Regions from separate parts of the Homo sapiens genome. Here all the other regions are linked to region 3. The links are chromatin contacts, found by Hi-C or POLR2A ChIA-PET in ENCODE. All regions are on one chromosome and are shown on one strand. Each heading gives the region's core, a stretch centred on a gene start or an enhancer-like site at or near the end of the contact. The rest is flanking DNA. Distances are from core to core; before and after follow the strand shown. Region 1 holds the start of ARHGAP26-AS1 (ARHGAP26 antisense RNA 1). Region 2 overlaps ARHGAP26 (Rho GTPase activating protein 26). Region 3 overlaps KCTD16 (potassium channel tetramerization domain containing 16). Region 4 holds the start of LARS1 (leucyl-tRNA synthetase 1).

Region 1 (5,469 bases), core at 1,936-4,435, 1.3 Mb before region 3:
GATCTTGTTGCTCCTCTGTATAACAATCCAGTTCCCATTTCTTTAAGGGAGTAAGTTCAAATTCCTTAGCTTGGCATACAGGTCCTTCCATGGTTTGATTCTAACCGGTCTTCCCACTCTGACCTCCTGTCCATCTAGTTAAACTTGCTGCTTTTTCTGGGTAGGTTCTGCATTTCGCATCTCCTTGCTCCATGTTTCCACTTCTATAGCATCTTCCCATGACTGCTTCCGCTTCCCTTTTCTACATATCCAAATAGGACTGAACTTTAAGGTTCAGCTCAAACGCTACTCCCTGTTCTTTTTCTTTTTTCTTTTTTTTTTTTTGGAAGCCCCCTCCAATGGCCCTAGCCGGAATAATATCCCACTTGCATTTCTGTAGCCATTTTTGTCTACTCTCTGATTGCCCTAGCACAGTCTACCTTAATTTTGTAGTTTTGCACACACAGATTAGGCCCTTCTAAAAATTGTATTCCCCTTAAGGCACGGAATGTATACATACCATCTTTTCATTTCTTTGAATACATTGATACCAGATTCTCAAATATTTGAGTAAATGAGGCAATATAGTGTAGTAGTTAAGAGTTTTGGAGTCAGAGAGACCAAGTTTCTTACATTACCACTCATTCCCTGCATGATCTTGGGCACGTTATTTAACCTCTCTGAGCCTCAGTTTCCCATCTGCAAAATGGAGGTAATAATATCTACTCAACAGAATGGTTGTGAGGATGGAGGGATTTAAAGTACTTGGTAGGTACAGTATTCAGTAAGTTAATGTATATAATATATTCATAGTTATTTGGATGTAGATTAAGGTGAGTTTGGGTAGCCCAAATTATTTTTAAGGGGTATTTCATCTAAATAGAATTAGAAACCTCATTTTGGAAAGAGGAGCACGTCTTTATTCTACTTGATTTCATTTTAAAAATCAACTCTGAAAATTTCATTAGCCTTAGTGCTCTGGTTGGAAAAACAAATTTTCCAGAATCAGTGCTGGTGATGGCCTCATTTAGGAAATGCTGTTTTAGGGAAATGGCCTCAGGAAAAGCACGCAGATGTATGATCAGAATGCATGTTATGTAACGTACCGTGGCTGATGTGGTCGGTGGGCACATCATCCGCCTGGGGGAGATAAGAGGTTTTCTGAATCTGCTCCAGCCAGATCTGAAAGAATGTGAGAGACACTGTGGTGGTGACTTCATCCCTATACCCCTCCCACTCCATGTCTCAGGCTTGACTTGCTGTATGAGAGCACAGGCCCTCCGAATGTGTTAGAGCACTTCTTCCAATGTGGAAGCCAGGGCCCCTCTCTCAGTTGCTGAGTGTCCACTGGACATTTCTAGGTGGTTATTTGTTCCTCAGTGGGACAGGATCTGTTCTCAGCACTGCCTTTAAGGCTGGCCCTGTCATTTCTCCTTGAGTCTTAGCTGTTGTTTAAATTAGCTGCTTGGTCAAGGTGTTCTCTGATATAGTTGATTGCCACCTAGTGGCCACAGGTAAGACCGTGTGTCACGGAAACGAGAAAAATGCTATGGAGAATTTTGTTTCATTCTAAGATTTGCACAGGGTGTGTGTGTGTGTGTGTGTGTGTGTGTGTGTGTGTGTGTTTTGTTTGTTTTTGCTAGTACAATGCCAGGAGTCTGGGCTGCAGAATGGTATTTACAAGGGACTGTAACTTGCTTTTCTTATAATGAAGCACATCGAACTAGGTTTAAACTGCTACATACAGACTTGGGGAAATGGGGAGTCGTTGGAAATGCCTCTCTCCAAGCACAGTTTCTGATTGGATATGTTCTCAGTTTTCCCAGATACGGGGAGAAAGAAAAGAGCGATCTCTGGGGACTCTTCCTTAAACCATTTTAACTGCAACCTGGGGCTTGTGCTGGGGCTAAGAGAGGACAGTTGGTTGTGGCCAGCAGTTGGGTTGTATGTAGCTCATTTCTCCAGCTTCCTTGGTATAGGTGAGGTTTTATTTTATGCTCCTGCTGGTGGTAGCTCTCCCTCCAGCTCTGTGGGACTCTTCCTCAATGGACAACATGAAGGGAGGTGGTCACATGCTAATAGGAAGCACATTCCCACATATATATCAGGCTCTAGCCAGACTTACATAAGTTGGAGAGTTTGTCCTAACTTACCTGCTTTTTTTTTCACATGTCAAACATTGAGTTGGGAGGTTCACCTCTGATGAAGGCTAATGGACTTATGGAGTGCCCAACTTCCTCTCTCTTTGTTCTTTCTGCAATACCTGCTCTCAGTCAAGCAGTAGAGTGTTGGGCTTTGGGGATAGAGTGGTGAGCATGAAGGGATATGATCCTCATCCTTATAGAATGTACTAGTTGGGGAGGCATTACTTGAAGAGAAGAATTACCTGAACAAATATAAAATTGCTCTGAAGAAAAGATCTATAGTATAGTACTCAGAGAGTGAGAAATAGGGTTGGGTTTGGCCTGATTAGAGAAGTCAGGGAAGGCTTCCTGGAGGAAAGAACTTTTGGGCCAAGGGCTGCAGGCAGAGGTGGCATGTGGTGGCAGGTAGGAGTTGGGCATGCCCCGGGAACTGGCAGAGGCTGGAGCAGCTGGAGCCCAGAGAGGGGTGTGGGGAGGCCAGACCCTGCAGGGCCTCTCAGGCCTTGGGAGGGACTTTCGTCTTCACCTCCAGAGCTCTGGGAAGCCATCACAGGGCTCACTGCTGGTATTGACACAACTGGGTGGAGAACTGATTTGACGGACAAAAGTGGATGTGGGGAGGCCAGAGAGGAGCAGTTGCAGTTATCTGGGCAAATGGAGGTGTTTTGTTTAGGGGTTGCTGATAGTGATGGGAAGGAGTGGGCAGAATTGAGATGTGCTTAGGAGACTTGGGAATGGACATGGCACATGAGGGAGCCTGCTGTGTGAGAGGATGACATGTACTGGTGACTTGTGCGGCAGGGTGAATGGTGGTGCCCTTCGTTACACTGGGGATGCAGGAAGAGGCCCTCGGCTGGCTCTCTGGGGAGAGGGTGGCAGAGGGTGTTTGAGTAGAGAGAGTTTTGTTTTGAGTGTGTTGAGTTTGACCTAGGAATGGGGGTGTGGGCTAAACCTGAAGTCTCTCTGGGGCTCGTGTCCATCCATGTCTCAGCTGTCTGTCATGGGTCCTCTCTGGAGACTCTCAGGTATTCCACCTGTAAGCCAGCTTGTGTTTCCTTGCCCGCTCACATCGTACAACAGGTTTGGAGGGACACTGTGTCCAGCCCTGTCCGAGGCACTCTTTGTGCATTGTGACATGAAGCCATTCATGACTAGTTCCAGAATTATTCCAAATACAAGGTGATGAGGCACAGAGAGTAACTGGCGTCCAGGAAAGGAAGAGATTAACAAGGCCCGGGGACTTTGGTATTCTTGAACTTTAGGCAGCCATGAGGCCAATCCTGTTGCAAGTTCTAACCTCAATGATGGCCTTTCTGAGCTGTAATCACTTTCTTTTCTTTTCTTTTTCTTTTTCTTTTTTCTTTTTTTTTTTTTTTTGAGACAGCGTCTCACACTGTCGCCTAGGCTGGAGTGCAATGGTGCAACCTCGGCTCACTGCAGCCTCAGCCTCCCGGGTTCACGCGATTCTCCTGCCTCAGCCTCCCTGAGTAGCTGGGATTACAGGTGCACACCAGTACACCCGGCTATTTTATTTTATTTTTTTTTGTATTTTTAGTAGAGATGAGGTTTCACTATGTTGGCCAGACTGGTCTCGAACTCCTGACCTCATGATCCACCCGCCTTGGCCTCCCGGAACTGTAATCACTTTCTAAGTCCAAAGGGAAAGATGTGACTGAGCAGCAAAACATTTCAAGGGTAGTTAATACACAATTTTGGTAACTTTGGAGGTCACAAAGGCAATAGATGCACTGAAAATACAGTAGTAAGGTTACCTGAGTCCATGTTTGTGTGTGCACATGTATGTTAAGTTTTACCCAAGGAGAAAAAGGAAATGGCTTGACTTGTGGTATTACTGGTACAACTTGTATAAAATTAAGGTAGATTCTAATTTTTAAAAAATTATGGTAAACCTTCTGTGTTAGTGAAAGTTGGATCTATTTGGGTTAAATTCTCTTAAATCCGGTGCAGATTAATATCTGCTGGCATCTCCAAGAAAAGAAGGGCACTTCCTCTAGTCCCTGAGTGAGCAGGTGGCTCTGGGAGCAGTCTCTCAAGGCCCAAACTTCTAGCTGCTTCCATATTTCTTAGCCATCTGGTCCCCTCACTCAGAGAAGCACAGCCCTACCTACTCTGGAAAGCAGATACTTGGCCTCCCCAGATGCCGGCAGTTATGACTTCCCTCCACTCTGGCCAGCATTCTGCTTTTCTAGCAACAGATGTTTCTGCAAAGTAAATATTATTGACTCTGCTTGGCTCCTTGCTGTGTCTTGCACTGCCTGCACATGAAACAGCAGGGTTATATGAGGAGGGTGCCACGACGCTTGGCATGCACCCAGCACCAGTGCCAGCCTCTTCTCTTTTCTCTCTCCTCTTATTGGAATGTGTGTGTTAGATTCCTGTGTGCATCAGAGGGAAAGCTCTTGAAATAAATCTTTGGGCTGCTCCATATCCAAGGTGAAAATCTACATAAGATACCACCAATCTTACTGGATTGAAATTGGCAAGAAGCAATGGTTTTTAGGTAGAGAGTTCTCTTTTTAGTGTTGTTTTCAATCTCTCAAGTAACATAGAGGGTTTACCTTAATGGGGTGAAGTGGTATGGTGTTCCCACATACTACAAGGATCTCAGTTCACAGGACTTAAGTCACAGGTCCTCTCCTTAGTGGCCTTGCACTCTTAGGTCAGTCCTTTAACTTCTCCGAGCTCCAAACAGTTATTCATGCTTACCTTTCCTGGTTCCTCTTACTGGAGGATTCATATATGAGGAAAGAATAGCCCAGCTATACCTAGAACTGAGTCTTGTGATGTGCAGAGTGCCTATACAGTGTTTCTCACTGGATCCTCCCTGCCTAACCCACGGGCTGACAGCCTCCGTCAGATGAGATAACTGAGACTTTATGACTAACCCAGGGTTGGTTACATATCTGATCTATGTTGGAGCTGGAACTTGAACCCAGGAGCTGTGGGATTGGGGTGGGGGCAAGGGGTTGGGGTTGATCACCCTGTCACCATCACCCCATAGAATGCAAGTGGAGAAGGGAGGTTCTCCAAAACAAGCTTGAGATGCTGTCCCAAAGTCTGGGGAATGGATTCCAAACAAGTAAAAGGACAGGTGTCCACTTTAGCTGTACTGAAAAATTCCTCTATCAAGCCTGAGGTGAGTTCCTTTTTCAGGTCCATTCATCAGGATTCTCGCTCTACCCAGCTTTCCTCATTGGCTTGAAGCCCAATACTGACTCCATACCAGCAGTCATTACCTAATCGTCTATCGGGGGATCGGCCTGTCCTTCAGCTTCATGGGGTCCTCACTGCTTCTCAGGCTTGCACTGTGGCAGGGTGTGCTCTG
Region 2 (5,461 bases), core at 1,081-3,580, 1.2 Mb before region 3:
TGATGATAAGAAAATGATGCACCTAACTGTGTAGCTCAGAGCAATGTAGTCTGTGCTCAGTAAGTGTTAGCCACGGTTATCATTGCTGTTGTTACCACTTAACGTGAGTCTGGCTTTCCTCATCATAAAAACTTAGCAGAGATATTGGGAAAATCAAATAAACTATAGTTTATTAATTTATTTTATAAACTGTAATGTATTATCCCTCATTACACTCATTAGTGTGAAAACACAGTAGTTATGAGTAAGAAGAGTAGCAAGACTTACCCTATGGGGTTATCATAAAGATAACATGAACTTGAATATGAAAAGTATTTCATCAACTGGAAGATTTCATTCAAATATTAGGATATAGTAACATTCTAATATTGGTAATACTAGGTAATATTGGTCATGATCATGTATTGAATACCAAGTAAATCCCAGTTGCTATACATTTCATTTGACCCTCGTAGCATCCTGTTGAGTTATCCCCATTATACAAGCGAGGAAGGTGAGCCTCAAAAAGGTGAAGCTAAGGTCATATCCAGCCAGAGGTAGCTGAGGCAGGGTTCTAATCCAGGTCTGTCTGGCTTTATAGCTCATTCAGTTTCCACTACCTACAATTCTGTCTGTGTGACTTTAGTTAATATTAAAGTTAGTTCACATTCCCTGAACATACCAGCCAGGGGGCAGAGAATAGTCTGGTGTAGGGATGGTGCATGGGGGTCCCTGGAGTGCTGATCTGGGATTAAAAATTGGCTGTGGGTAACCTCCACAATAGAGAATGCACACCCAGATAATTAAGAACCAGTTGGCCACCTTTCCTGGGCCCCACTGAAGCTTCTGAGAGCTGCTATCATGAGGACAGCTTTCCAGGGGCCACAGCCCAGGGAGCCCTGGCAACCCTGGGGCTTCACATGATTAGGGGAAAACAGGCAAGCCCTTCTAGTCTTCCCTCTGTGTGTGTGAAAATTGGAAATTATTCTTCAGGTGGAATTTATGTTCATTTCAATGTGGGTGGTTTTCTCAATGGCTTTTAAGGGTGTTGAAATTGATTAAATTCAGAATGAGGGAGGCCAACCAGGCTCTATAAAGAGCAAATCACATTGGAAAATTGCATAAATTTCTGTGGTGAGAACATGCCCCTGAAGTGGCCTGCTCACAGCAACTCGACAATTTCCTGTATCCATCCATCCATCCATGTTAGAAATCCTTTACTTCTCAGTTTTTTTTTTTTTTTTTTTTTTTTTTTTTTGAGGCAGGCTCTCACTCTGTTGCTCAGGCTGCAGTGCAGTGGCATGATCATAGCCCATTGTAACCTCAACCTCGTGGGCTCAAGCCATCATCCTGCCTCAGCTTCTTGAGTAGCTAGGGCCACAGGTTCACACCACCATGCCCAGCAAATTTTTTTTTAACCTTTTTGTAGAGATGAGGTTTCACCATGTTGCCCAGGTTGGTCTCAAACCCCTGGCTTCAGGCGATCTTCTCGCCTCATCCTCCCAAAGTGCTGAGATTACAGTTGAGAGCCAGGGTGCTCAACCTCAATCCTCTTGTTTTTATGCATAACCTACAGTGCTTCCAGCAAATTCCATTTCTCCCACAAAAAAGGTTTGGTTTGTTTTTTTCTTTTTAATCAAAGGAGAATTGACTAAATTTCCTGGGGAAAAAATTCAGACTAGGAAAAACTTGTTGAATACCAGCTTTAGGGACAGTAACCCTTTCTAGTTCATGTTGAGGCTAATTCAGTAGATTAGCTCCTCTCCTTTGGATGAGGATTTCCCTCCCCAGGGTTTGGTTAGAATTCCAGGGATGCAGGCATGGGGTCGTTTGGGGGCATGTCCTAGTGTGCTGTTTTTATAGACTATATATATGTGTCCATCAGTCAACTTATAGTATGGAAAGTTTTCTTCTATTCAAATTGGGCGATTTGGCCACTTCTTGCCAAATTTCTTGGTTTTCTGAATACTGAAGGTTGGAGTTGAGCAACTGCAGGTCAGTGATTTTCAGAAGAGGGGCTCTTGAGCCTGAGGAATCAGGTCTCACGGGTAGCATGATGGTCTAGCGGAGAATACTTGTGTTTTCCAGGGGCTCTCTTGACCCTCAGGCCTCAGGCCCCTCTTGACCCTCATTTAGATGGCCGAGTTAGTGTAATATGGAGAAGCCCTCCTCTCAGCCCCAGCTTCACACCACATGCAGCTCAATGATGATAATGCCTTGATGGACAAAATGCAGGAGGTCTAAAAGTGTCCAGGAAAACCTAAATTTGCTTTTGTCTCCTATGTTTCATGGCTTAGCTTGTGCCACTTTTGTTCTTCCTTTTTCTTGGGCCCATTCTTGGGCTTCGCTGCTAGGTGGCATGCCTGTATTGATACAGGAAGGAAGGAAGTGGTTAGATCAGCCTATTCATTTCTTTATTTAACCTTTATATCATCACAAAAAAAATGAGAAAGTGGAGGACCAAAAGGTTAAAAGAACTCATCTACTCTCAGAGGGTTTATATCAGTTGAAATTGAAAGGTCATTTTGACACACTGCCCCTCGGCAACTCTCTCTACCATTCATTCACTAATTTACCTATTCACGTATCCAAAATGAAAAATGACACGTGCATGCACACACTTCCAATTCATATCCATTGCTATAGTTGATGGTGAAAGATAGAGCTGTAGTAGCCAGTGAAGTAAATATACCTGGACCATTGCCCTCATGAATAAGTATTCTAGTTTGGTAGACATTTTTCACAGAATCACACATATCAGTGTAAACTTGCAGTGGTGCATCATAGTCTGAAAGAAAGGTTGATGGTCCTGTATCTGAGTGCACAATGGGGGCTTTAACCTAGGTGGGAACGTCTGAGTGAGTTTCTTGAGGAAAGGACACTTGAGGGTAATGTGAGTTGGGAGCCAAAGGCTCCCGTGCGAAATCCACAGTCTGTGCTGGGGAGAAAGCATGGTTAGTTGAATGTTCTTGAAAGACAGCCAGTGTGGCTAGGTGCTCAGAGCTGGCACAGTGGCCCCTGAAGAAGCTGGAGGGCCAGGCAGGGCCCCGTCACACACAGCTTTGTGAGCAAGTAAGGATTGGGGTTATTCTCCCAAGGGCAGCAAGGTGCTGCAGGGAGGTGATATGCTCTGATTTTGTCAAGACCATAGGGGCTGCAATGCAGAGGGCAGACAGGAACAAGAAGAATAAGAAGACCAGCCAGGAGGTTAATGCAGTCATCCTGGCAACAGATGATTGAGGTAGGGACCAGGATGGTGATGATGATGATGAAGAAATTGGACAAAATTGAGAGGCATTAGAAGAGACAATTGAGGGACTTGGTGATAATTTGGAATGGGAGGTAAGAAGTGGTGCCAAGGGTGATACTTGTGATTTTGTTATAATTTTCCGACCACCTACACACCTCTTTTTTTTTTTTTTTTAATAGCTGGGAGGAGCCAGTGAAAAGTATCTCAGATGAGGTCCCAGAAGCTTCAGGACATGGCGTTGACCTTATGGTTGTATAGCAGTGGCAGTTATGCTAAAATCCATGTCTGTCTCCCTGGCCCACCAACCTCCTCCTTTTATTTATTTTTATTTTTTGAGACAGTCTTGCCCAGGCTGGAGTGCAGTGGTGCAGTCTCGGCTTACTGCAGTCTCTGCCTCTTGGGTTCAAGCGATTCAAGCCTCCTCCTTTTAGATAAGAAAATCATTTGATTGTACCTTAGAGTTGTTCTTTTAATCCTTTTGCAGTAAGACAGCTAGTCTCTGGATGTAACCTGCCTCCAGCCTCCCGGGGTTCATATCCTAGGCATGATAGCCCAAGGCATCCTCTTCCCACGTCTGTGGTTTTCCCTAAGATTCTTCAAGGTTACTGAGCATAAACCCACCTCTCCTGTGTTCACGTGTTCTCTAGAGAACTTTGAGAAAATCGACTTTGCTACCCTAGCATGCTGCTTTCTCTGAAAGGAGACAAAGCAACAAGGCTTCAAAAGTTGAAATGAAAGTTAAGAGGATGGCACATTTCTAACCTGGGAGGCCAACCTGGATATTTGGTGCAAGCTCTGCCAGCATTCATGATGAGACAACTGTTTGGGCTGCCTCGTGTGTACACTGAGCAGAGCTGAACCTGAGGCTGAGGGAGGGAAGTAAACCAGCCGAAGCCTCAACTGCAGGATGGTGGATGTTGGCCCTGGGAGACACAGGTCCTGCGACAACTCATCACAAGTCAAATTAAGGGACTAATGCAAGCCTAGTAGATATTTAATGAGAGATTATTGCTGGAGATTATAGGGATACAGAAATTGCTAATAAATCCCTGACCTTTTCTGAGCCTTGGCTCAGTGAAAGAGCTGAATCACCTGCTTGAGGGGATTAAGGACAGCCGCCTCCATCTGGCGAGCCACTCAGACTTTTTCTGTCGTTAGCAAACGCAGCTTGGTGGTGATAGTGTTCTAAACCTTTTAGTGGGAATTTGCTTTTCAGACTAGGAGATCTCAATTAACTTAGATTATATCCCTACTGGGCAGAGATTAGGACTAATGATCTGGTTATGTGTGCACTGTAGTCCCTATCACATTATGGTACTTGGTCCATGATAAATAATAAAACCGTTGTTAATTATTAGTAATCTAATCAGCAGGAAACTCAAGTTGATGAGAGTGGAAATCAAGCTCTTTGTGTGTGTGCATGCATGCACATGTGTGTGTGTGAAAAAGAAGAGACAAAGAGAGATGGGGGTCCCCAGGCAGTGGGCAATGTGATAATTTACACTAGTTCCAGTTTAGAGGTTTAGAGCAGTGGTTGATAACCTGTATTTCTTGAATTCCTTGTTGGAGAAACAGTTGTTTGAAAGAGATTCCATTTCTTAACACAGTGTTATCTGTTTATAGGCTGTAAATAATTATCATCAATATGCAATTTTAATACATTAGAGGCTAACAGAGTTATCTTGAGCTCATAATGTTTGACTTTGCAATATGTAAATATCGTATCCATTTGAACTTAGACAACTAAGATAAACTGAGAAATACTGGATTACACATGTCATATGTAAGACCTTTATGTGTAACATCTGTGTAAGACTTAATTCCAAGAAAAGGAGTTTGCTGGTTTCAAACAAATTGGAGAATCTCTAACGCTGGGAAAACCAAAGGAGGAACATTTACTCAGATTGAATGTGGAGGTTTTGCTTTGCCATTTACCAAAAGAAGTAATTGTAGTAGTGGGTAAAATTTTGATTATTTTCTGGATGTATTTGGAAGCGTCCATTTTATTCTTTTCCAGTAAATATTACTTACCTAGAAAAGGATGCACTTCCTACAGTGCCACACACACAAAAAAAGGTTCAATGACTGATTTGCCTCTAGAGGGTTATGTCCACTAATTGGGCTGATGGCTTTACATGCATGTATCTTCTGACCACTGGGGTCATCACTGTCAGATGCTAGGTTCTTTTCAATTTTTCAAAACTTTTATCGATGTTCAGAGGGTAAAGAAAT
Region 3 (5,469 bases), core at 245-2,744:
TAACATAGTAATTAATATTCTATTTTATTTTTCTCCACTATATTTATTATCATCTGACATTCTATATGCTTATTCATTTATTGTCTAGAATGTGAGCTCTATGAAGGCAGGAGCTTCAGCTCTTTTGTGTTCATTGTGGAATCCCCATTGCCTATGGCAATGCCTAGCATGTGGAACATACTAAACAAACATTTACTGAATGAATGAGTGAATGGGCACTCACAGACACACACACACCACAACACACATAAAACATTCTCATTCTCTGCTGAAGGTGAGCCTCACTGATTGTCGTTAATGTGCGACATTCAATGTACACCATTCTTCACTTTGCCAAATGGGTAATAGAGCAGCTTTTATCTTTATTTCCCTTTCTTTCATGGCTGGGGGATAGAGGGAAAATATTTTTTAATACTGTTGTAAAAACGGAAATTCTTATTGCTTTAATGTCAAAGCCACACCTGTCAGTGGGGACATTGAATGGGAATCATTGGTGGAAGTCCTCCCTGATAAGTGAGCAAAGGGATGCTGGGGAGAGGGTAGATGAGTTCTGAGTTACTCTGTAGAAGTGGTGGTCGTTGAGAAACTTGTTTCTGTCATTTCTGCTCAAAAACTCACAATGACTACTTAGTGTTTACAGAATTAAGTTCAAACTCCTCCACTGTTCTTTCACTGGTGCCTTTTGCTCCAGCCAAACTGGATAATTGACTGTTCTTTTCCCAACTGCTGCTCCCCTCCATATACCCCCTGACACACTTACACACATATTTTTTCAACCACTTTTCCCTTCTACATAGAACCTTTAGCTTCTGTTTTCTAGGTTCCACCTGTCCTTCAAAGTGCAATAGCAACTCTGTCTAGTCATGATATTTCCTCTCATTCCTCTCATCCTCCCTCCCTAAGCCCTGAAGACAGCTGGCTGAGTTATCCTTCCTCAGATTTCTTTAAGAAATCTCACCTCCTCTTTGGGGGTGTTTACCAGCTTTTGCCTCCACTTATCTCTCTCTAGACTTGTCTGCTAAATTATCTCAACAGCCGAGACAGTTCCCTGTTTTTCTATGCATCTCAGGCTAACAGTGAGTGTTTGCGGCAGTGCTTCTGCATGGAGCTGCGTATTTCCATTTTTTTTTTTTTCAGCAGTACAAATAAACTTTAGGCCTTTTCTGATAACATGTTAAATATAAAGTATTTTTCTTATATGGTCAATACAAGTGAATTTCTTTCACCATTCATGCTGTAAAAGGCAGAATAATTAATAATGAAGGTAAATGTAGAGACAGGCTTGCATTTCTTGAGGCTACAGTGAGAAGGGATCAGTTTCTTATAGGGCTTGGCAGGGTATGTCAAGTTGGTGGACCAAAGGGGGCATCTCATTGCTGACTTTGGGAGCTTAAGACTTCACAAGTGGAAAGAAATTAGTAATTGAAATTGGGACTCAGTTGAGGATGCTGGGTAAGTGAACAGTGTTACTCAGGGTGACTTTCAGTTTCTCTTCTTCAAGGTTTCAGGTTGATGCAAGAGACTGTGATAACACTGCCCCCTTCTGTTACTCTAGATTGTTAATCCTGATGACGTCTCAAGTCGGCTTTGATGATCTTGACATGAATTTTTGATTTCTAAGAAATGCTTACTTAAGGCAGAAGAGAAAGGAAATCATATGTTCAATGTGATACACGATTTCATTCTATCAAGTTCTGCCTTTTTATAGTTTGCTTAATCATTACATTTTGTCATGAGGTTTCACTTAATTGCATTATAATGGGAGATTTTAGACCAGGGAACGAATAAAGCGAAGGATTGTAACAAAATCAATTAATTCATCTATTTATTTGTGTTCTAAGGGGTTACATGATTTCTTCTAGTTCCTAGAGCTTTCCTATTTCTTCCCTTGGAAGTTAAAGCAAGCCACTGGTTGAGGCACTGTGGCTTTTTCATTTATGACAGAACCTTTCAGATTTTAAGAGCAGTTGAAGAGCTGTGAATGCTGGTCCTTCACATATCAAAAACCAGCACCACTTTCTATGAATATCACTATTTTTGAAATGATTTATCTCAGAACTTTTGAATGTCTCTGTAACCATTTTTTTCCCTTTCCTTATCAGCCCATTTGTATGGAACTCTAAAGAAGGTGAGGCCAGATAGCAGAGAGCTTTGAATATACACCAAGGACTTTGGAGTTTATTCTATGAGCAGTGGTGAGCCAATTAAGATATCTGGGCAAATAATGGCATCTTTAGAAAGAGGACACTGTTAGCTTTGTGTCAAATGAACTGAGATGTAAAAACTTGAAAGGAGGAAGAACATTAACAGGTCCATATAGAAATACCACCACCTGTACCCCCAAAATCCTTGCTAGCTTTTCCTCATGTATTCTACTTCACTCTGGTCTGAGACATCATCATATATCACTAAATCCCTGTAAATTCTCCCCACTGATCTCCCTACAACTAATTTTGTTTCCCTGACAATCTGTTATCCCCATATCAGCCAAAGTCACCTTTTAAAAAGTAAGCAAACCAGAACATGTCACTTCTAACTTTAAATTCCCAATGACTTCCCATAACACATAGAATGAAATCTGTGGTTTGGTCCCTGCCTACTTCTCAGACCTGCACTCTCACCCTTGCTCATTGGGATCCAACTTGCTGGCTTTCTTGGTTCCTTGAACAAGCCGAGCTTAGTTTCACCTCAGACAGCTGAGCCTTTGCTGTTTCCATTCCACCTGCCTAGAGCACACTGTTCCCAGCATTTCACATAGCTGGCTCCCCTCCCCAGAGTCTCAGCCTGCAGTATCAATCCTCTTCTCCTTGCCCCAAACAAGATTTTTTAAATATTACCTATTCTATTTTATTCATAGCTCATTTCACTATATGAAATGATCTTGCTCATTTATTTGTTTATTTGTTTATGATCTGTGTGTCTGGCCTATAATGGAAGTTCCATGATGGCAAAGAGCTGGTCTACTTTATTCATTTCTGGATCCCCAACACATAGAGCTTATAGCTTAGTGTTGTGCCTGGCTCATGGCTCCATAATTATTTCTTAGTCAAATTTGGGTAAAAGGCAAAGAACAAAGGTACGACAAATGGAAGCGAAGAGAAGAGATATCTGAAAGAAGTATAGTAGAGAAAGTGGGTAGACTTAATTATTGAGTGTTGGGTGCCAATGGAAAGGGAGGGATCAGATGATGGATTTTCACTTGGACTGAGAAACCTGTGATGCTCTTAACACAGAAGGAGAACTTGGAGAAATGAAAAAGATGAGAGTGGAAAACAGATATTTAGCTTAGGACTCGAGTGTAAGGTGCTGGTAGATCTCTGTAAAAATGCCCAGCAGGTGTATGGAAGTTGAGAAGAAAGCAAGGCCAAGCATTTAGGTGTTACAGTCATTTGCATACAGTGAAGATGGTTCACCGAGACTGAATTAGTCAACAAGGGGGAATATTTAGGAAGAAAGAAGAGAACATTAAAAATGTGCAGACTTTCACTCAGATATCCTTGTATATAAAGCACCATGCTGGGACAAGTGACATCTAACAAATGAGGAACAAGCTCTGGAGCTTATGGGGCCAGAGATGGTGACACTGATAACTTGTCAAGTAGAAAATGTGTTATCCATGCGGGAAACATTACAACACTGCCGTATGGTGCTCTTTGACTTATCCAAACCACCTCTCAGTAGGAGGCTCTGCATCCTCAAGGGAGATTTATATGATTGCTCTGTTTCCTTCCCTTCACATCTGTAAGGGGTCCAGAGTAAGGATTGGTCAATGTTAGTGATGTGGCTCTACCCTGAGCTCTTGTGGAGCTAATAATTAGAACAGTTTGGGGAAGGAGAGAATTCATTTTTAAAAAGACACGAAGCAATGTGTTTGTAATAGCAAATGATACATTTGTTGAGCATTTACTATGGGCCAGTTAGTGCACTAAGCATTTAACATGCATTATTTATTTAGTTCTCACAAAACTCTGTATGGGAAGTACAATTATTACCCCTGTTGTACAGATGAGAAAACTGTGGCTCAGATGTATGTAACTTTTTCAGCTGGTAAACAATGGAGGTGGGATTCGACCCCAGGACTCTCTGATCCCAAAGCCCACCCTTTTAACCATGATGCTCTATTGCTTCTCTGTGCAAGAAATAATCATTTTTAGTACTTAAATTGTGTTTTGGTATTTTTTGTGAATACTATGAATTTGTGAATACTAGGTGAACTTAAGGAAAATTTTATTTGCAGTAATGAAAGGTGACCACAAATCCTTCAATGTTGTCATTTTGTGCTGATCAAAAGTAACTTGTTCTTTTATTAGATTTCCTTTGTGTCACACACTTGCCTTAAAGAACTGTTGCTTACACCGTCAGCTTCCCCAGACCCTCAGGATATCCTTAATTACAGGACTCCCTGTGTATCTGAAATAGAAATAGTGCTTGAAATCCTCCTCTACCACCATCCCCCAATTGTTAAACTATAGGCATACCCTGTTAGCATGGGGGAATCTCTTCCTGGAAATTATCACATTAACTACATTGATGCTATATGTGCCTTTGGCCCAAGATTTCTTCTATTTACCTTTCTTATCTTTCTGGGTTGCTGCAAGGCTTATGTTGTCCTTCAAAATCTCAAAGGATTTCTACCAGGCAACAAATGTCTGCTGATCTGGGTTTCTTAGACCACCTCCTTGGGGGCATCTGAGGTTGTTGCAGTGCAGCCTGCTTGCTACCATCCAGCACCTTTCATGATTTTTGCAGAATCTCCAGCACCGTTGCTTGGTCACCTTTTGTCAGCCATCTTGAGCTTCAGTGTTCACTGGCACACAAGGAACCACAGAAAGAGGGAGCTGGTGGAGTCAACAAATGGAGAGGGAAGGGCCACTCAAATGGCTCTTAGTCTTCACTGGCTGAGAACCAAATACAGATTAGCTGTACGGTAGAGTGCTGCAACGGACTTACATTTATATACACATATAAAATATTTCTGAGATCATCAGCACTCTAATGAATCAGCCCTGTCTGGAACAGCTCTAAATGAATTCTAAATGAGTGCCTCTCTGATTTCATACCGAGTAAATGTATAGTAATGCAAAGTGGCACTTTCTTTAGTTCATCAATAATTTATTAATGGGCACTTTGTTCTAGGCATGATGTTTCTTAGAGTTTCAAAAAATGACTTTGCTTTTGGTTGCTCTGTTGCTCTCATAGAACTTTTTCCTCTTCTCTTAACAGCAGTCATCACTTTCTCCTGTGTGCCAGTTGTCTCCAAGTCAGACACAGAGTGTTTTCCCCTATTGGATTATAAGCTTAGTGAAGGTAACACTCATGTTTGATTCACTATTACATTCTCTACAAAGCCTAACATAGTTCCTTGTACAAATAGATACACATAAATATTTGAGTAAATGAATGATAATAAGAGACATGGCCAAAACATTTTAAAGGAGCTCAAAACGTATTTTGCTGGACTCCAGCAAT
Region 4 (5,468 bases), core at 411-2,910, 2.0 Mb after region 3:
GTTGCATAGGTTGCTCTCTTACCTCGTTTTTGCCACCTTTTTGGCAAAGCCTTGCTTGATCATCCTTTTAAAAATTGCAACAGGCCAGGCGCCATGGCTCACGCCTGTAATCCCAGCACTTTGGGAGGCCGAGGCGGGCAGATCACGAGGTCAGGAAATTGAGTCCATCCTGGCCAATGTGGTGAAACCCTGTCTCTACTAAAATACAAAAAATTTAACTGGGCATGGTGGCGCGCGCCTGTAGTCCCAGCTACTCGGGAAGTTGAGGCAGGGGAACCGCTTGAACCTGGGAGGAGGAGGTTGCAGTGAGCCGAGATCGCGCCGCTGCACTCCAGCCTGGCGACAGGGCAAGGCTCCGTCTCAAGAAAAAAACAAACAAACAAACAAAAAACAAAAAAAAATAAAACCAGGCGGGATGGCTCATGCCTGTAGTCCCAGCACTTTCGGAGGCTGAGACAGAAGGATCGCTTGACCCCAGGAGTTCGAAACCCTGTCTCTACTAAAAATACAAAAAATTAGCAGGGTGTAATGGAGCACGCTTGCAGTACCAGCTGTGGGGAGGCTGAGGTGTGAGGATCGCTTGAGCCCTAAGGTCCAGGCTGCAGTGAGCCATGATCACGCCACTGCATTCCAGTCTGGGTCACAGAGTGAGAACATCTCCCAAATTTAAAAAAATTTTTAAAAATTGCAACTGTACTACCCCACCGTACACTCCCTAGCACCCCTTCCTGCTCTATTTTTTCCCCACAGCATTTATCAGCACCTGACACAATATTTTACAATGTATTTTACCCACACACATAAACACTATGAAAAGAGAGATTTTTGTCTGTTTTACGGAGAGGCGCTCAATTTTTTCTTTTTTTTTTTTTTTTTTTTTTTTTTTTTTTGCTGTAAGTAGGAATCAACTTACATACTCCTCTCTCCACCTCGGCTTTATTTGTTTGTTTATTTATTTATTTTATTTTTAAGACGGAGTCTCACTCTGTCGCCCAGGCTGGAGTGCAGTGGCGCGATCCTGGCTCACAGCAGCCTCCCTCTCCCGGGTTCAAGCAATTCTCCTGCCTCAGCCTCCCGAGTAGCTGGGTTAACAGGCGCGCACCACTACGCCCGGCTAATTTATGTATTTTTGGTAGAAACGGGGTCTCACCATGTTGGCCAGGGTGGTCTCGAACTCCTGACCTCAAATGATCCACCCGCCTCGGCCTCCCAAAGTGCTGGGATTACAGCCGTGGGCCACCGTGCCCGGCTCTCCACCTCGATTTTAGAAACTCCAGAGAAATAACAAATATGATATCCAAGTACTCCGTAAAGTTAACAGACATCAGTTCGTGGTTCATAAACTAGCAAGAAAAAGCAAAGTCTCTACGAAAGGCACGCCTTAAGCGTGGCTCTCTTTTAGAAAAGGACTTTCCCTTCAGGACAGCACATGGAGAGCCCCTAGAGACTGGCCAGTCCGGCTCCAGGGCCCCTGCGGATTCTTCTCGCTCAAACTCACCGCCATTGCACCGCCCAGCCGACTGTGCAAATCCACGACAATGACCCTGGCGACCTCCACAAAGGAGTGGTTACCTTTCCCCTCCCTCTCGGGGATGCCAGGCCTCCCACGAAACTAAAGCACACGCTTCACACCTGCTGAGGCAATCATCCGGCTCCTTACTAACTACAGCCAAGGCATCTCACAGCCCGCCGGGAATTGTAGTTCCCAGACCACCCGAGCAGACACCCAGCAGGCGCTAACTGACTACAATTCCCAGAGAAAAACGGGTTATCGGAAGTCTACCCGATAGGCCCACTCAGAGGGGAACCGGCAGTGACGTCACTGGCATGTTGAACTACAAAGTCCATGATGCAGTGCGGGATCGCAGAATGCCGCGAGTGCGCCCTGGTTAGGTTGGAGTCCCTTGGCCATCAACCTTTTCACCCGGTAGAGCTGGTTGCCTGTCGGGATGCCAGGATACGCAGTTAATTACTATACGGTGACTGAGGTGCTACTTATGGCTTGCCACTATGCACAGATATTTTTTACTGTCAGTGGCATTCAACAGCCCAGCATTTAGACATTGTATAACCGCGTATTGACAATCTCCTTTTTTTTTTTTGAGACGCAGTATCGCTCTGTCGCCCAGGCTGGAGTGCAGTGGCGCGATCTTGGCTCAGTGCAACCTCGGCCTGCCGGATTCAAGCAATTCTCCTGCCTCAGGCTCCCGAGGAGCTGGGACTATGGGCGCGCGCCACCACACCGACTAATTTTTTGTATTTTTGGTAGAGACTGGGTTTCACCTTGTTAGCCAGGATGATCCCGATTTCCTGACCTCGTGATCTGCCTCCCTCGGCCTCCCAAAGTGCTAGGATTACAGGCGTGAGCTACCGTACCTAGCCAACAATCTCCTTTTTTTTTTTTTTTTTTTTTTTTTTTTTTGAGAGGGAGTTTCGTTCTGTCTCCAGGCTGGAGTGCAGTGGCGCGGTTTCGGCTCACTGCAACCTCCGCCTCCCGGGTTCAAGCGATTCTTCTGCCCCAGCCTCCTTAGTAGCTGGGACTACAGGCGCGCGCCACCGCGCCCAGCTAATTTTTGTATTTTCAGTAGAAACGGGGTTTCACCATATTGGCCAGGATGGTCTCGATCTCCTGAACTCGTGATCCGCCCGCCCCAGCCTCCCAAAGTGATGGGATTACAGGCGTGAGCCACCGTGCCCGGCCAACAATCTCCATTTTTAAGCAAGAGACTGAAAGCCTACCTGGTCCCATTGCCTGACTCAGACTATTTAGACCACTACCAAACAGGGCCAGGGGCGGTGGCCATAATCCCATTATTTTGGGATGCCGAGGTGGGCGGATGACCTGAGGTCAGGAGTTTGAGACCAGCCTGGCCAACATGGTGAAACCCCGTCTCTACTAAAAATACGAAAATTAGCTGGGTATGGTGGCGTGCACCTGTAGTCCCGGCTACTCGGGAGGCTGAGGCAGGAAAATTGCTTGAACCCAGGAGGCAGAGGGTGCACTGAGTCGAGATCGCACCACTGCACTCTATCTTGGGCGGCAGAGCGAGACTTCATCTCAAGGGAAAAAAAAAGACTGGTCGGGTACGGTGTCTCACACCTGTAATCCCAGCACTTTGGGAGGCCGAGGCAGGTGGATCACGAGGTCAGAGGTTCGAGACCAGGCTGGCCAAGATGGTGAAACCCCGTCTCTACTAAAAATACAAAAATTAGCCAGGCGTGGTGTCACGCGCCTGTAATACCAGCTGCTGGGAAGCTGAGACAGGAGAATCACTTGAACCCGGGAGGTGGAAATTGCAGTAAGCCAAGATGGCAGCACTGCACTCCAGCCTGGGCGACAGAGCAAGACTCCGTCTCAAAAACAAAACAAAAAAAAGACTATGCTACCATACAGAGATATATGGTGTCTGATACAGTAGCCACTAGCCACATGTGGCAATTTAAATTCAAATTAATTAAAAATAAATAAAATTTAAAATTCATTTCTTGCCGGGCACAGTGGCTCATTCCTGTAATCCCAGAATTTTGGGAGGCTGAGGCAGGAGAATCACTCGAACCCAGGAGGCAGAGGTCGCAGTGAGCTGAGATCATGCCATTACACTCCAGCCTGGGAGACAGAGTGAGACTCCATCTCAAAAAACAACAACAACAACAACAACAAACACAAATGGCCGGGCGCCGTGGCTCACGCCTGTAATCCTAGCACTTTGGGAGGCCTAAGTGGGCGGATTGCCTGAGCTCAGGAGTTCGACACCAGCCTGGGCAACACGGTGAAATCCTACCTCTACTGGAAATACAAAAAAAAAAAAAAAAATTAGCGGGGCTTAGCAGCATGTGCCTGTAGTCTCAGCTACTCAGGAGGCTGAGGCAGGAGAATTGCTTGAACCCGGAAGGCAGAGGTTTCAGTGAGCCGAGATCACACCACTGTACTCCAGCCTGGGTGACAGAGTGAGACTCCAGCTCCAAAAAAAAAAAAAAAAAAACCACAGATTAGTTACTCACGTGATAATTTATTAACCCAGTAAACATTAAGCATCTACAATGCACTTTAAGGGATTGGGGACCCTTTAAGGGGATGGGGAACGCAGCCCAGATGTGTGTCTACCTAAGGGTTTAAGGGAAGGGAATACACACACACACAAACACATACACACAGAACTTTTTTTTTTTTTTTACATTTTTCAACAACTAGTTTTGAAATACAAATTCAACGATGTCCTAAAACAATACTTGGCATATGATATGGGGTCAATACAAATTTGTTGGATGAAAGGAAAAAGTTAAGAAGGAACCTTAGGCTACCAGTCGCTCTCCTGCCTCTAGGCTGCCTCCCTCACTTTCCATACCCTCTTCCTTTAGCTACCAACCATTTAGTCATCACTTCCTGACAGCCCAAGTCTGAGTTAAATGCTCCCCACTAGATGTTCCCTGAAGCACCCCTTGCCTTGGAAATTTCATCTCATGAATTGCCTGTTTATTTATCACTAGACTAAAATCTGCATAACAGCAGAGACTGTGCCTAGCACAATGTCAGGCCCATAGCAGGTGCCTTATAAAGATTTATTAAATGAATGAAAGAATCCTCATCCTCCACAGCTCTTATAACTATAGCTTTAATTTCTTGTCCCAATTCTGCCCTAACCAGTACTATTTTCATCTCTTTGATTCATCACCTTCCAATCCACATTGGTAATTGAAAGTATTCATACAACAAATATTTATTGAGTACCTCCCATAAACCTGACGTAGAGCTAGGATGGAGTCAAGAACAAGGCAGACCATGGTCCCTTCCTTCATGGAGCTTACAGTCTAAAGGGCATGAGACATTAAATTAGAAAATAAACAAGTAAGTATTTTATTAGAAATTATGAAAAACCTGCCTTCATGTCTCCAAATTCAACTTTTGTAATTTTCCCATTTAAGTGACTGAGCCTGGTCATGGTGTTGCACACCTGTAATCCCAGCAGTTTGGGAGGCTGAGGTGGGTGGATCACTTGAGGAGTTCAAGACCAGCCTGGGCAACATGGCGAGACCCTGTCTCTACAAAAATTAAAATTAAAAAAATTAGCTGGCTGGGCACGGTGGCTCATGTCTGTAATCCCAGCACTTTGGGAGGCCAAGGCAGGTGGATCACGAGGTCAGGAGTTCAAGACCAGCCTGGCCAACATGGTGAAACCCCACCTCTACTAAAAACTACAAAAATTAGCTGGGCGTGGTGGTGCGCACCTGTAGCCCCAGCTACTCAGGAGGCTGAAGCTGAAGAATTGCTTGAACCCGGGAGGTGGAGGTTGCAGTGAGCCACGATCACATCACCATACTACAGCCCAGGTGACAGGGCGAGACTCCGTCTCAAAAAAAAAAAAAAAGTAGCTGAGCATGGTGGTGCATGCCTGTGGTCCCAGCTTCTTGAGAGGCTGAGGCAGGAGGCTGAGGCAGGAGGATCACTTGAGCCGAGGAGGTTGATGCTT

The links. Hi-C counts contacts between places; a loop is a spot of excess contacts on that map. ChIA-PET counts read pairs that join two places held with the same protein, here RNA polymerase II (POLR2A). Pooled maps may share reads with other maps.
Region 1: a loop to region 3 is called in a pooled map, with 5 times the contacts of the local background. The contact joins the promoter of ARHGAP26-AS1 here to the enhancer-like site in region 3. A Hi-C loop is called at or near these places in 4 of 50 pooled maps.
Region 2: a loop to region 3 is called in a map of CD8-positive, alpha-beta T cell, with 14 times the contacts of the local background. The contact joins two enhancer-like sites. A Hi-C loop is called at or near these places in 1 of 168 maps with a recorded cell type or tissue (CD8-positive, alpha-beta T cell), 3 of 37 single-sample maps with no recorded cell type and 6 of 50 pooled maps.
Region 4: a loop to region 3 is called in a map of naive thymus-derived CD4-positive, alpha-beta T cell, with 8 times the contacts of the local background. The contact joins the promoter of LARS1 here to the enhancer-like site in region 3. A Hi-C loop is called at or near these places in 3 of 168 maps with a recorded cell type or tissue (CD4-positive, alpha-beta memory T cell and naive thymus-derived CD4-positive, alpha-beta T cell) and 10 of 50 pooled maps. POLR2A ChIA-PET finds 5 or more read pairs at or near these places in 2 of 52 experiments (PC-9 and activated naive CD4-positive, alpha-beta T cell).

What each region holds. Positions count from the first base shown.
Region 1 is chr5:142,865,725-142,871,193 of GRCh38, forward strand. It overlaps ARHGAP26-AS1 (ARHGAP26 antisense RNA 1), which reads right to left and starts at 3,186. Exons shown (of 6, transcript NR_046680.1): 1 at 3,076-3,186; 2 at 2,133-2,365; 3 at 1,086-1,161. The region is part of intron 1 of ARHGAP26 (Rho GTPase activating protein 26); the gene reads left to right. RefSeq lists a silencer at 1,300-1,594.
Region 2 is chr5:143,028,186-143,033,646 of GRCh38, forward strand. The region is part of intron 12 of ARHGAP26 (Rho GTPase activating protein 26); the gene reads left to right. Among named protein-coding and RNA genes, the nearest start is that of ARHGAP26-IT1, 160 kb to the right of the region's middle. Within about 2 kb of position 2,331, at least 2 of the 41 ENCODE cell types and tissues checked have a DNase peak (open chromatin) inside an H3K27ac peak, as active enhancers do; they include CD8-positive, alpha-beta T cell, where a contact is called at or near this core.
Region 3 is chr5:144,190,702-144,196,170 of GRCh38, forward strand. The region is part of intron 2 of KCTD16 (potassium channel tetramerization domain containing 16); the gene reads left to right. Among named protein-coding and RNA genes, the nearest start is that of KCTD16, 23 kb to the left of the region's middle. Within about 2 kb of position 1,495, at least 3 of the 41 ENCODE cell types and tissues checked have a DNase peak (open chromatin) inside an H3K27ac peak, as active enhancers do; they include CD8-positive, alpha-beta T cell, where a contact is called at or near this core.
Region 4 is chr5:146,180,990-146,186,457 of GRCh38, forward strand. It overlaps LARS1 (leucyl-tRNA synthetase 1), which reads right to left and starts at 1,661. Exons shown (of 32, transcript NM_020117.11): 1 at 1,499-1,661. The coding sequence starts at 1,504. RefSeq lists enhancers at 1,185-1,344, 2,253-3,099 and a silencer at 4,277-4,571.